2 separate regions of the Homo sapiens genome follow, and region 2 is linked to region 1. The links are chromatin loops, found by intact Hi-C in ENCODE. Cell type or tissue: endothelial cell of umbilical vein. All regions are shown on one strand. Each heading gives the region's core, and the rest is flanking DNA. Links, peaks and the distances in the headings are about the cores only.

Region 1 (5,382 bases), core at 243-5,242:
GTTTGGCATGATCTAAGGTTTTTGCACTGAATTCTGAGGATAGCTGAGAGCCAGTTAAGGGCTTAAAAATAGCATGGAACACATGGTCAGCAAATCAATTGGAATAAACTATCAGTTACTGAGTAGCTAACCTTTACATGGAGATGCAAGGGTGTGAAAGACATATTATTTGCTTTCAAAGAGCTAATATTCTTAAATTATGTAAGTAAATGATTTTTTTTAATTCCCCAAATAATAGAGAAGCCATATCTCAGGAGAGATAGAACATGATAGCATGCAAATCTCTGTTACTCAACGTGTGATCCATGGACCAGCAGCATTGGTATCACTTGGGGGCTTGTTAGAAATAAATGCTGAAGCTCAGGCCCATTGAATTAGAATTGGAATTTAACAGGATCCCCAGGTGATGAATATCCTAAGTGTTGGCCCAGAAGCCTTGCAAAATTACTAAGTGCAAAGCCTTCAGTGGAGGGCAAGATTTTATGAAGGAAGAGTAATGCTATAATTTCGTTCAGTAGAGATCAGTTTCATTGTCTGCTATGAGTCTGGTGCTTTAGGGGATCCATAAAGGCACAGAATAGGTTCCTTACATACGTGGGGAGCAGATAAAATGTAAAAACGATCAGATTTTTCAGGTACTCACCCTATAGAAGCTTAGAAACTTGGGAAAAAAGGAGGGAAAACCTGGATTCCCTAAGAAAAGGGGCTTGTATGAAAATTTGGACAGGCCTGTTTCTTGCATACCTGGGCTAGAGAAACAGTTCCTACTTGCTGCATTAATTGAACTAGAGTAAGTTTTGGAAAAGGCAGAATGGTAGGAAATGAGGGGGATGGAATCCCTTAGGTATATCTTCCATGTTGCGGACTCTACATGAGTGATTTTACAAAAATACAAGTTAACTAGAATCTTCTCTAGATTAACAAGATCTAGAATCAACTAAAATTAGTGGTCTACCAAACCATCAAACAATGCAATCTTCCTAGAAGAGCTCTCCTGGCCTCGTGTGGGCTGGCTGCTGCCCATCTTTCTGCTCTCCTGTACATTAATCTGGTACCACTGCTCCACTTGTCATGGGCCCCGCCATATTGAAATGCCGGCTATTCCCACCTGCCCCCTTTTCCTTTTGTACCTAGTGACTTTACTCACATTGTTTCCTCCTCTTGTTATAGCCCCTCTCACCTCATTTTGCATATCCTTTGGTAAATTCATACTTCGACTTTGAACCTTAGCTCACACATTGCTTCTCTTTTACCGCAGAGTTAGGCACAATGCTCCCTGTTTTTTTTTTTTTTGAGACGGAATCTCACTCTGTCACCCAGGCTGGAGTGCCGTGGTGCGATCTCGGCTCACTGCAAGCTCCGCCTACCGGGTTCACGCCATTCTCCTGCCTCAGCCTCCCGAGTAGCTGGGACTACAGGCGCCCGCCACCACGCCTGGCTAATTTTTTTTTATTTTTAGTAGAGACGGGGTTTCACCGTGTTAGCCAGGATGGTCTCGATCTCCTGACCTCGTGATCCACCCACCTCGGCCTCCCAAAGTGCTGGGATTACAGACGTGAGCCACCGCGCCCAGCCTTCAATGCTCCCTGTTGTTCCATGGTGTCTTGTACACTGCTCTATCCTCCCCCTTATTGTAATTAATCGTTATTGTGTGTGCTTCATGCTAGACTCCAAGATCCTTGATGCAGTTAGGGTATCTTATTCATGTATTTCTAGTCCCTATTATTGTACTTTGGACTTAAGGAATACTAATTTAATGAAAAGATAAATGAACATGTGAATGGATGAATACCTGTATAATGAATGGATGACATCAGATTATAGAGGACCTCGAATGCCAGGCTAGGGAAATTGGAATTCATTGTGCAGCTGTTGGAAGAAAAATGCAGTAGTAGGGTGAGGGTAGGATGCACTGATTCAACTCACATGTTGAGAAGTAAAATTAGAAAAAAAAAATGAAGAAGAATAAAGCACATAAGCAGAGAGAAGAAGAAACCTCAGTGAGAAAAGCAGCGACAAAAATCTGCAAACTTGTTTTGTCATAGAAATGTCTTATCTTCACATCTGCAGACTTGGGCAATTTTAGGTGACAGAAGTGCTACATGCTTTTGTGTGTGTGTATACCCCTTGGCAGGCTCTCCAATAAGCCCAGTCAATGGCAAAAATCATTCAGTGAGGGTAGGGTGGCCTTACCTTCAAGATTACCTGCTCTAGTGTGTCCTGATGATTTATAGGTGTGATTTTGGTTTGTTGCACGTTTCCTCTATCATTTCCAAGATTATTTTTACTTAGGCTATGGGATACATGGAGCACAGACAAAGGAGGTGCCATGGTGTGGAATGCTAACAAAGGTGCGCATTGGCTCCTGTGCTGTCACCTGTTGGCCACTTGCTTACGGGTGGCCTTTTTCTTTTATGGTTATGTGAACAGAACCTTTGAATTGTTTCTGCTTCTTTTGCTCATTGCTGTTTCAGAGATGAGTAAATGTGCACATTTAGCAGACTTTAAATTTCCTCGGTTCTACTTTGAGCTGGCCTTCAAAGTATTATTTATTACAATACAATTATTAGAGCAAGGAATAAAGTCAGGGACTTTCATTATCGATTCCAAATTTTAGGAACCATGCTGTGAATTTGGCAAAGGAATTCTGTCAGGGGGAAGCTTGGAGAGCTCTCAAGACAGCATTCCTAATATAGGACCTCAGTTCCCACTGCAGCTTTGACTTGATGTGAGATTCTTAATTCAGGTCCCAATTTTTTCAGAATGTTATACTGGGCTGTTAAACAGCTGCTGTATTTAACCACAGATGTGGGTGCATTTTATGGATGTGATTCCTGTGTGTATGTGTGTGTGTGCCAATAAACAAACATGTATATATTTAAAACCAATATTGACACAGTGTTAAGACTGAAATCTTTGCCGTCAAATCAGGAAATTCCAAAGTCACATTTCCTATAACAGTATCCTCTTAGTCGCTTGCACATCCTGTATATTGCACTACAGCCGTTTAACTCCCAAAACACATGGGGATAGACTACTCCAGGCCTAAGCTGGCCAACGTAAAGCCACTATCAGAATTATTTGATTTTTGAAGTGCTTTAATTTATGTCTTAACTTCATATTAACAAATTAAACTTTGACTTAGAAAGGCAGAAGAGAAACAAAAGGAATCAAGAAAGGTGTTTTCATTTCTAAGTCAAAAAGAGACACATCTAGTTTTATTCTTCAGTTAATCATCTTTATCCAAATGGAAGCTAAAACAGCAGAGTAAATGTTCCTCATCTTAGGCTCAACACTCATTGTTTAAACCTTCTACACTCAAAAATAGGAAACCATTTTTCTTCAAAATTGGCTTCCATTCCCTTCCTTAATGAGGACTACAATCTTGCCAAATTTGAAGTTCACAGCTTCAGTCATTTTTGAATTGCAGAAGCACAGATAAAACATTTTGATATTTTTTTATGATGGAAAATATGCAATTTTCCCTATCTAGGTGTATGGTAATATTCGCAGATATATCACATCTAAGTTTAGATTTGAATGAGTACTCTGGTGTCTAAGTGCCGGGCAACTAACATAAATAAGTTTTGCTGGATTATTGCGTGTTGTCTTCTGGTTACCCTTCCATCTGGTTCCTTTTTATGGCCGTTATCTAGTTGGAGTGGTTTGTCAACAGGTGTGGATTTGCCTGGAGACCACAGTCTGACTATTATCTGACTCTTAACTTGGTGCCCCCTATGTTCTTACTTTTTAATCTTAATGCTTATTATGTTTCTGCCTTCTTTTTTTTCCTCCTTCCAAAATCTTCTGAGAGTTGCCAGATAATAAGAGACAAATTGTGCAAATTAAATGTCAGGAAGTGGTGCATTAGTAAGTGAGCTTTTTGCCATCAATGGTACAGCTGATTCCTCTCTCTCTAAGCCAAATACTTCTCCAAATTGGAGTAGGCTTGATGAATTTCTTTTTTTTTTTTTAAGTTAAAGTATGACAGCTGCTTATTTTCGTTTTTGTTCATCTGGTGAAACCAGAAGGGGCCCAAAGAAGTCATTAATGTCCACTGTGTGAAGGCTCTAGGAAATGCATTGAGGGTAGAATGCATGAACAGTATTGTTCACCATATGTAGACTAGAAACATCCTTATGTTCAGGGTCCATGGGTAAGAGAGGGAGTGTGTTATAATTAACTGTATAGTACATATGGTGGACTAGAAAGTTTACTCCTTGGAGACTAGTCGAGCTATAAAATCAAACAAACAATGAAAACAGAGTCAATTAACAATGGCTCTATCAAATGTTGTCATATAGCTCCTATGGTTTGGGTGGAAGACTTGGGGTCAGAAAGCACAGGCATGTCCTGACCCTGGGTCCCCACTTTTCTGGACAAGGCAGAGCAGACTGTGTCAGATGAAGTTAACAGAGCCAGTATACAAGAGGATGGCTTAGAGACAGAGGGAGAGAGAGAGACTGAGAGAGAGAGAGAAAGAGAGAGAAAGAAAGAGAGAGAGAAAGAGAGAGAAGCTGCATCTGCCACTAAACCTTTCAGTGTGGATTCACTAAGGACCACTAGAAAGTCCAGAAGTGAGTCCTTCCCTCAGAGCCCATGTTCCGATGGCTATCTGGGCTCATCTGTCAACATTGCAGTCCATCCAACAATAGGATCACTAAGAATTTCATGATCTGTTTCTGTAGCCCCATTTCCAGGGATCATGCAGCTATGAGTCTGCTGACTGAATGGAAAAATATTGGTCTGACCAGTGGCTTATGTTATGCAGGACAGTGAGTATTTTAAACCAGATTAATCTGAACTTCCTCAAATCTAGACAAGCTTCTATGCTTCTAAATTATGTCCTTTGCCAAGAGAGAAGTCAGATGATGACAGAACTCCACGTGTCTCAACTCTCCAACTGCAGAAGAGTCTGGCTTTTCTTTTGAGGTAGCCTAGCAGGCTGTTTTGCATCTGATGCCTTCCAGATATTCCTTGAGATAATTTTAACAACCTTGAGAGCCCCATATACGTTAACAGGTATATCTGCAAAATGTAGGCTCTCCTTTTGCACTGTTTGTAATGCATTCACAGTCACATCTGATCACATTAATAGCTTGTTCCAAAGCCTTCAATGACTCCCTGTGGCCCTTAGGATAAAGTCAAAACTTCTAACAGAGCATAGATGACCCTTTTCTCTCTGGCTCTTTTGCTTTTTCACCCTCATATTTCTTCACTCTACCCACTTTGCACTCAAGATGTTAACCTCTACTGAAGCTTTTAGTTCCCAGAGATTCTTGAAGGCCTTCCTTGACCCATCTGTTTATCCTTCCCCACCTTCATTTTTTGGATTTAGATTTCCCTGCCACATCTTAATACATCTTGATTAGCTTGTTGCAC
Region 2 (5,382 bases), core at 312-5,311, 280 kb before region 1:
ATTGCCCGGGGCCGGCAGGGCTGGCCGGCTGCTCGGAGTGCGGGGCCCGCCAAGCCCACGCCTACCCGGAACTCCAGCTGGCCCGCAAGCGCCGCGTGCAGCCCCGGTTCCCGCTCGCGCCTCTCCCTCCACACCTCCCTGCAAGCTGAGGGAGCCGGCTCCGGCCTTGGCCAGCCCAGAAAGGGGCGCCCACAGTGCAGCGGTGGGCTGAAGGGCTCTTCAAGTGCCGCCAAAGTGGGAGCCCAGGCAGAGGAGGCGCCGAGAGCGAGCGAGGGCTGTGAGGACTGCCAGCAAGCACGCTGTCACCTCTTACAGGTACGGTCCTAACTCTGGGCCTTTTCCTTGCTGCTGTCCCTCCCTAGAGCTCTCTTCTCCAGGTATCCGGGCTGGACTCAAAGCCCAGCTCACTCACCTCCCTCATTCTTTACTCAAATGTCACCTTCTCACCACCAGCTTCCTGGCCATCTCATCTACAATTGCAACACCCTAGTCCCCACCACAAGCTCACCAGGGCCAATTCCCCCACTTTATTTTATTTTATTTTTTTTTTTGAGGCAGAGTTTCACTCTTCTAGCCCAGGCTAGTGTGCAGTGGCGCCATCTCAGCTCAGTGCAACCTCCGCCTCCCAGGTTGAAGCAATTCTCCTGCCTCAGCCTCCTGAGTAGTTGGGACTAGAGGCGCCTACCACCACGCTCCACTAATTTTTTGTATTTTTAGTAGAGATGGGGTTTCACCATGTTGCCAGGCTGGTCTTAAACTCCTGACCTCAGTGAGCCACCCACCTCGACCTCCCTAAGTGCTGGGATTACAAGCGTGAGCCACTGCTCCCGGCTGAATTCCCTCACTTTCTATCCTTTTTCTCTGCTTTATTTTTCTCCCTATCAATATCTAAGAACCCAAATATTTTGCTAAATAAACAAAACATTATTGTCTTTCTTCCCAAGTAGAACGTAAATTTTATGAGGATAGAAATTGTCTCTTTTGTTTATGGTTATGTTTAGTGCCTAAAAGAGTGCTTGGTACCTAGTCAGGAGATATTTATTGAGAAACAAGTGTATGAATGCCCACTATGCTCCATACAGCATCAGGCTATGATCTTAAAGGTTTCCGGGCAAAGTAACAAAATACTGCAGTAAATTCTAGGTGCAACATTTTAGGAAAATCACGCAGAACTGTGGGTGAGGAAAAAGCAGGTTGTCATCCTGGCTCTGCTAGAGTCTCATGTTGTGACCTTAGGCAAATTGTGAAATCTCTCTGTGCCTTGTTCCTACATTACAGATGAGAAAACAAATATTGACCTTATTTCTGTCACAAGGCTTTATAAGAGCCAAATGAAAAGGGGCATACAAGCGTCTTGAAAAGTTAGCCTATTCAAATGTAAGAAGTTCTTCTTTCAAAAATTAAATGTGTTCAAAATAGAAAGACTGAAGAGAGGTTCTAAATCTAGTACTGAGGGGGAAATACAGAAAGGAGAGAAGGAATAGAACAGAATGATCAGTATGTCAAACCCCAAACAGAAATAATTAAGAAGAGGATGTTGAAAGTTTGGGTCTTTGGACCCACACTGGAGACCCATAGCACTGGCTGGAGAGGTGAAATATTCTTTGCTCCAAACACATTAGGCCAAGTGATGAGAAGGATCAGATCATGTCATAATAATAACAACTACTGTCTATTTTACTTACTTTTTTTTTTTTTTGAGACAGAGTCTCGCTTGTTGCCCAGGCTAGAGTGCAGTGGCACAATCTTGGTTCACTGCAACCTCTGCTTCCTGGGTTCAAGCAATTCTTGTGCTTCAGCCTCCCAAGTGCTGGGATTGCAGGCATGTGTCACTCTGCCTGGCTAATCTTTGTATTTTTAGTACAGTTGGGGTTTCACCATATTGGCCAGGCTGGTCTTGAACTCATGACTTCAAGTGATCTGCCTGCCTCAGACTCCCAAAATGCTGAGATTACAGGCGTGAGCCATGGCACCCAGCCCTATTTTACTTTCAACTGTGAGCTCCATACTATGGGTTTTAGCTGGGTTGTTTAATCCTCACTACACTCTGAGGTAGGTATTCTGATCTCTATTTCATGGGGCAAAATACCAAGGCTTAGAGAAGTTAAGGGATTAAGTTCAAGTACCTATATATAGTGCCTGGGACATCAAACCTATTCCTTTTCCCCCGCCGACCCTGCTTTCCATTCATTCTCAGCCAAGTAAGAGAGAATTCTGTGGTAGGATTCTAGATACAAAGTCTGGAATTTTTATAGGAACAAAAATTCTCAGGGCTGGGCGTGGTGGCTCATGCCTGTAATCCTAACACTTTGGGAGGCTGAGGCAGGAGGATTACTTGAGGCTGGGAGTTGCAGACCAGCCTGGGCAAAATAGCGAGACACTGTCTCTACAGGAAAATTTAAAAATTAGTATGTCCCTGTAGTCCCAGCTACTTAGGAGGCTGGGATGGGAAGATTGCTTGAGCCCAGGAGTCCAAGACTACAGTGAGCTATGATTATACCACTGTACTCGAGCCCAGATGACAGAGTGAGATCTTGTTTCTTTAAAAAAAAAAAAAACTCAAATTTTCTTCCTTATAATAACATCTCACAATGTAGTACATGATCAAATACCATCAACCATCATTCTCCCATTTCTACATTTGTGCTAATCTTGTCTCTTTAAACAGCTTTTAATTTCTCAGAGTACCTACCATGGTTTTGGGCATTCAGTGGATCCTCACTGAATTGTTTGGCTAAATGGGTTCAGTTTCCTGAATGCTGTTAAACTACTGCGTGACCATTTCTGGGAGACTAGAATTTTAAGCTTTCTCAACTTCCTGTCTCCCACCTCTCTGAAAAAAAAATGAACATTAGATTAGGGAAGTTGGTGAGGAAGAGAAGTTTCCATTTAAGGATTTTTACAAGAATGAGTTGGTGGTGGAGATTTTGACTCTTATTTTTGCATCTAAATAGACTCAAGAAATGTAAGATTCTTAACCCCAAACACTTTAATGTATCATTTCTGCACACTTTCCAGCTTAGAAAAGGGAAGCTATTCATTTTCCAAAATATGAACAATATATAAAAAGTGAATTGATCTAATTTTCCGCCAAATTTTATAGTTCTGGGATAGTCATGGTTCCAGGCACCTAAAATGCACTTGAGCTCTGAAAACAGAAGCAACTTTTAGAGAAGTGACGTGTTGTCTTTCCGTCTCCAAGATTGTATTGGGAAACCACCACAGACTATTGTAGTCCAAATTACTGCTTAACTTGAAGGCCTTTTAACTGATTTAGCAAATGATTGCCCACAGCTTGGCATTGAGCAGCCTGAAACCACAGTGGAAATCACTAGAGTAAAAGAAGAAAACAAAATGTAGAAAAGATGTTTATGTTCATTCAAAAGTCTACATGTGTGTTTAAGTAGAAGTTATAGCCAAGTTCGACTTTCAAAAGTTCCTTAGGAAGTTTTCTGCTGAAGAGAGAGTAGCAGAGAGAAGCTATGCTTTTCCAAGTCTGAAAAACCTATGTGGTGTGCCCTCCAATTCCATGGAGACAAAAAATTAATTTAGATGTATTTTATACCAAAAGACATACTTGAGACATTGAAAGTATGTCTCACATTAAAAAAAAATTTCATCGTATTTTAAGTTCCGAGATACATGTGCAGAATGTGCAGGTTTGTTACATAGGTAAACGTGTGCCATGGTGGTTTGCTGCACCCATCAACCCAACCCCTAGGTATTAAGTTCAGCATGCATTAGCTATTTATCCTGATGCTCTCTGTCCCCGCCCCCCCGGCAACCCCCTCACATTTTTAAATTTTTTCACTGTATGAAATTGAAACCATATATATATATATATATATATATATATATGTAGTTTGTTTGTTTGTATATATATATAGATTGTTTGTTTGTTTGTTTGTTTGAGATGGAGTTTCGCTCTGTCACCCAAACTGGAGTGCAGTGGCGCGATCTCGGCTCACTGCATCCTCCGCCTCCCAGGTTTAAGCAATTCTCTGCCTCAGCCTCCTGAGTAGCTGGGATTACAGGCATCCACCACCATGCCCGGCTAATTTTTTTTTGTATTTTTAGTAGAGACGGGGTTTCACCATCTTGGCCAGGCTGATCTTGAACTCCTGACCTTGTAATCCACCTGCGTTGGCCTTCCAAAGTGCTGGGATTACAGGTGTGAGCCACCGTGCCCGGCCTATTCTTTATTTTTTTTATAGGTGGAGAAGTAAGGAGGCAGTTTGTATATCGCCTCTCAATTTCTCTCTCTCACACCCCCTTATAATATGGATGCTGAGTGACATCACTAACATCCATGTTGAAGACAAGTTGGATTTTAGTGACTGTTTTCCTTAGGTTTTGTGGGTACATAAATTGACTTACATATTTTCTATTTGATAATAGGTTCCAATTTGTATACACTCTCCAAAGTTCAGGTTTTTAGATAGTGTTGTACGATTCCCCCAAACAACATCTGCGATGTCTGAAAGAAAAATAAAATCACTAGCATTCTAGGTGGAATGGAAGAAAAAAAGCAAGAGACATTTCCGATTAACTCTAATTGAAGAGTTTTTGCAAATCATTGCTCACACCTTGGCTTGTTCACGGTGCAGTTTGTGTGGGTTTTAATTTACTTTCAAGTGCAGTTCAAGGTGTGGATATTGATCTATAAACCCCCGATGGTGGGTCCCTGGGTACTGAGCAACATCTTTGTGTACCAATGTGACAGCTGAGGTCAATTAGAGTGCTGGTTAGCCATCCTCAAATCTAAACACTCTGAAAAGGTGTCCTTGATAAAGTGCCCCAAGCTCAAGGGTCTCTTTTCCTGGTTGGCCTGGGTCAGAAAGAATTGCAAAGCAAGGCCACTTAGCCAAAATCTCCATTCTACCCACTCAGGTTCTCTTAGGTCATCCCCCATGCCATGCCCTGCCCCCAGGTTGGGGCTATGGCTTTATTTGATTCTGGGCATTGTGAACAGTTCTTGCTGGGACTGTCTTCCTGTGTCCATGGAACATGCAGTATTGAAATCAGCACTGCTCAAAGCGTGACCCACCAATCAGTGGCATCACTTGGGAGTTGGTTAAATATGCAAATTCTTGGGCCTCATCCCACACCTATTGAATCAGAAACTCTAAGGGTGGGACCAGCAATCTGTGCTTTAAGGAGCCCTCCAGGTGATGCTAATACACTCTAAAGTTTAGGAGCCCCTGGCATATGGGATGATTTCAGGGAGTACGAGGTCTCCCTCCACCTGTTACACACCAGAGCTTCTCCACAGTTTCAAGCTTTGGGTCTTGCAATATGCAAATGCCTAGGAGCACTTTAAGCTGGCATCAGCTATTTATATCTTAATATGAACAGTTTTGTATTTTGCTGGCTTTACTAGAA

The links. A loop is a pair of places that touch in the nucleus more often than their neighbours do. Peaks named below come from ENCODE experiments on the same cell type or tissue, not always from the same donor. Only the 100,000 strongest peaks of a DNase experiment are listed, where the experiment ranks them.
Region 2: it touches region 1 in a loop (13-fold over the local background); 2 of 110 quality-filtered maps call a loop at or near these places.

What each region holds. Positions count from the first base shown.
Region 1 is chr18:56,288,985-56,294,366 of GRCh38, reverse strand. No RefSeq gene overlaps it. Among named protein-coding and RNA genes, the nearest start is that of LINC03069, 100 kb to the right of the region's middle. In endothelial cell of umbilical vein, for the core only: no CTCF peak of the experiment used is centred there; a DNase peak (open chromatin) is centred at 2,926; H3K27ac peaks cover 1,246 bases.
Region 2 is chr18:56,567,034-56,572,415 of GRCh38, reverse strand. No RefSeq gene overlaps it. Among named protein-coding and RNA genes, the nearest start is that of TXNL1, 69 kb to the left of the region's middle. In endothelial cell of umbilical vein, for the core only: no CTCF peak of the experiment used is centred there; no DNase peak of the experiment used is centred there; H3K27me3 peaks cover 322 bases.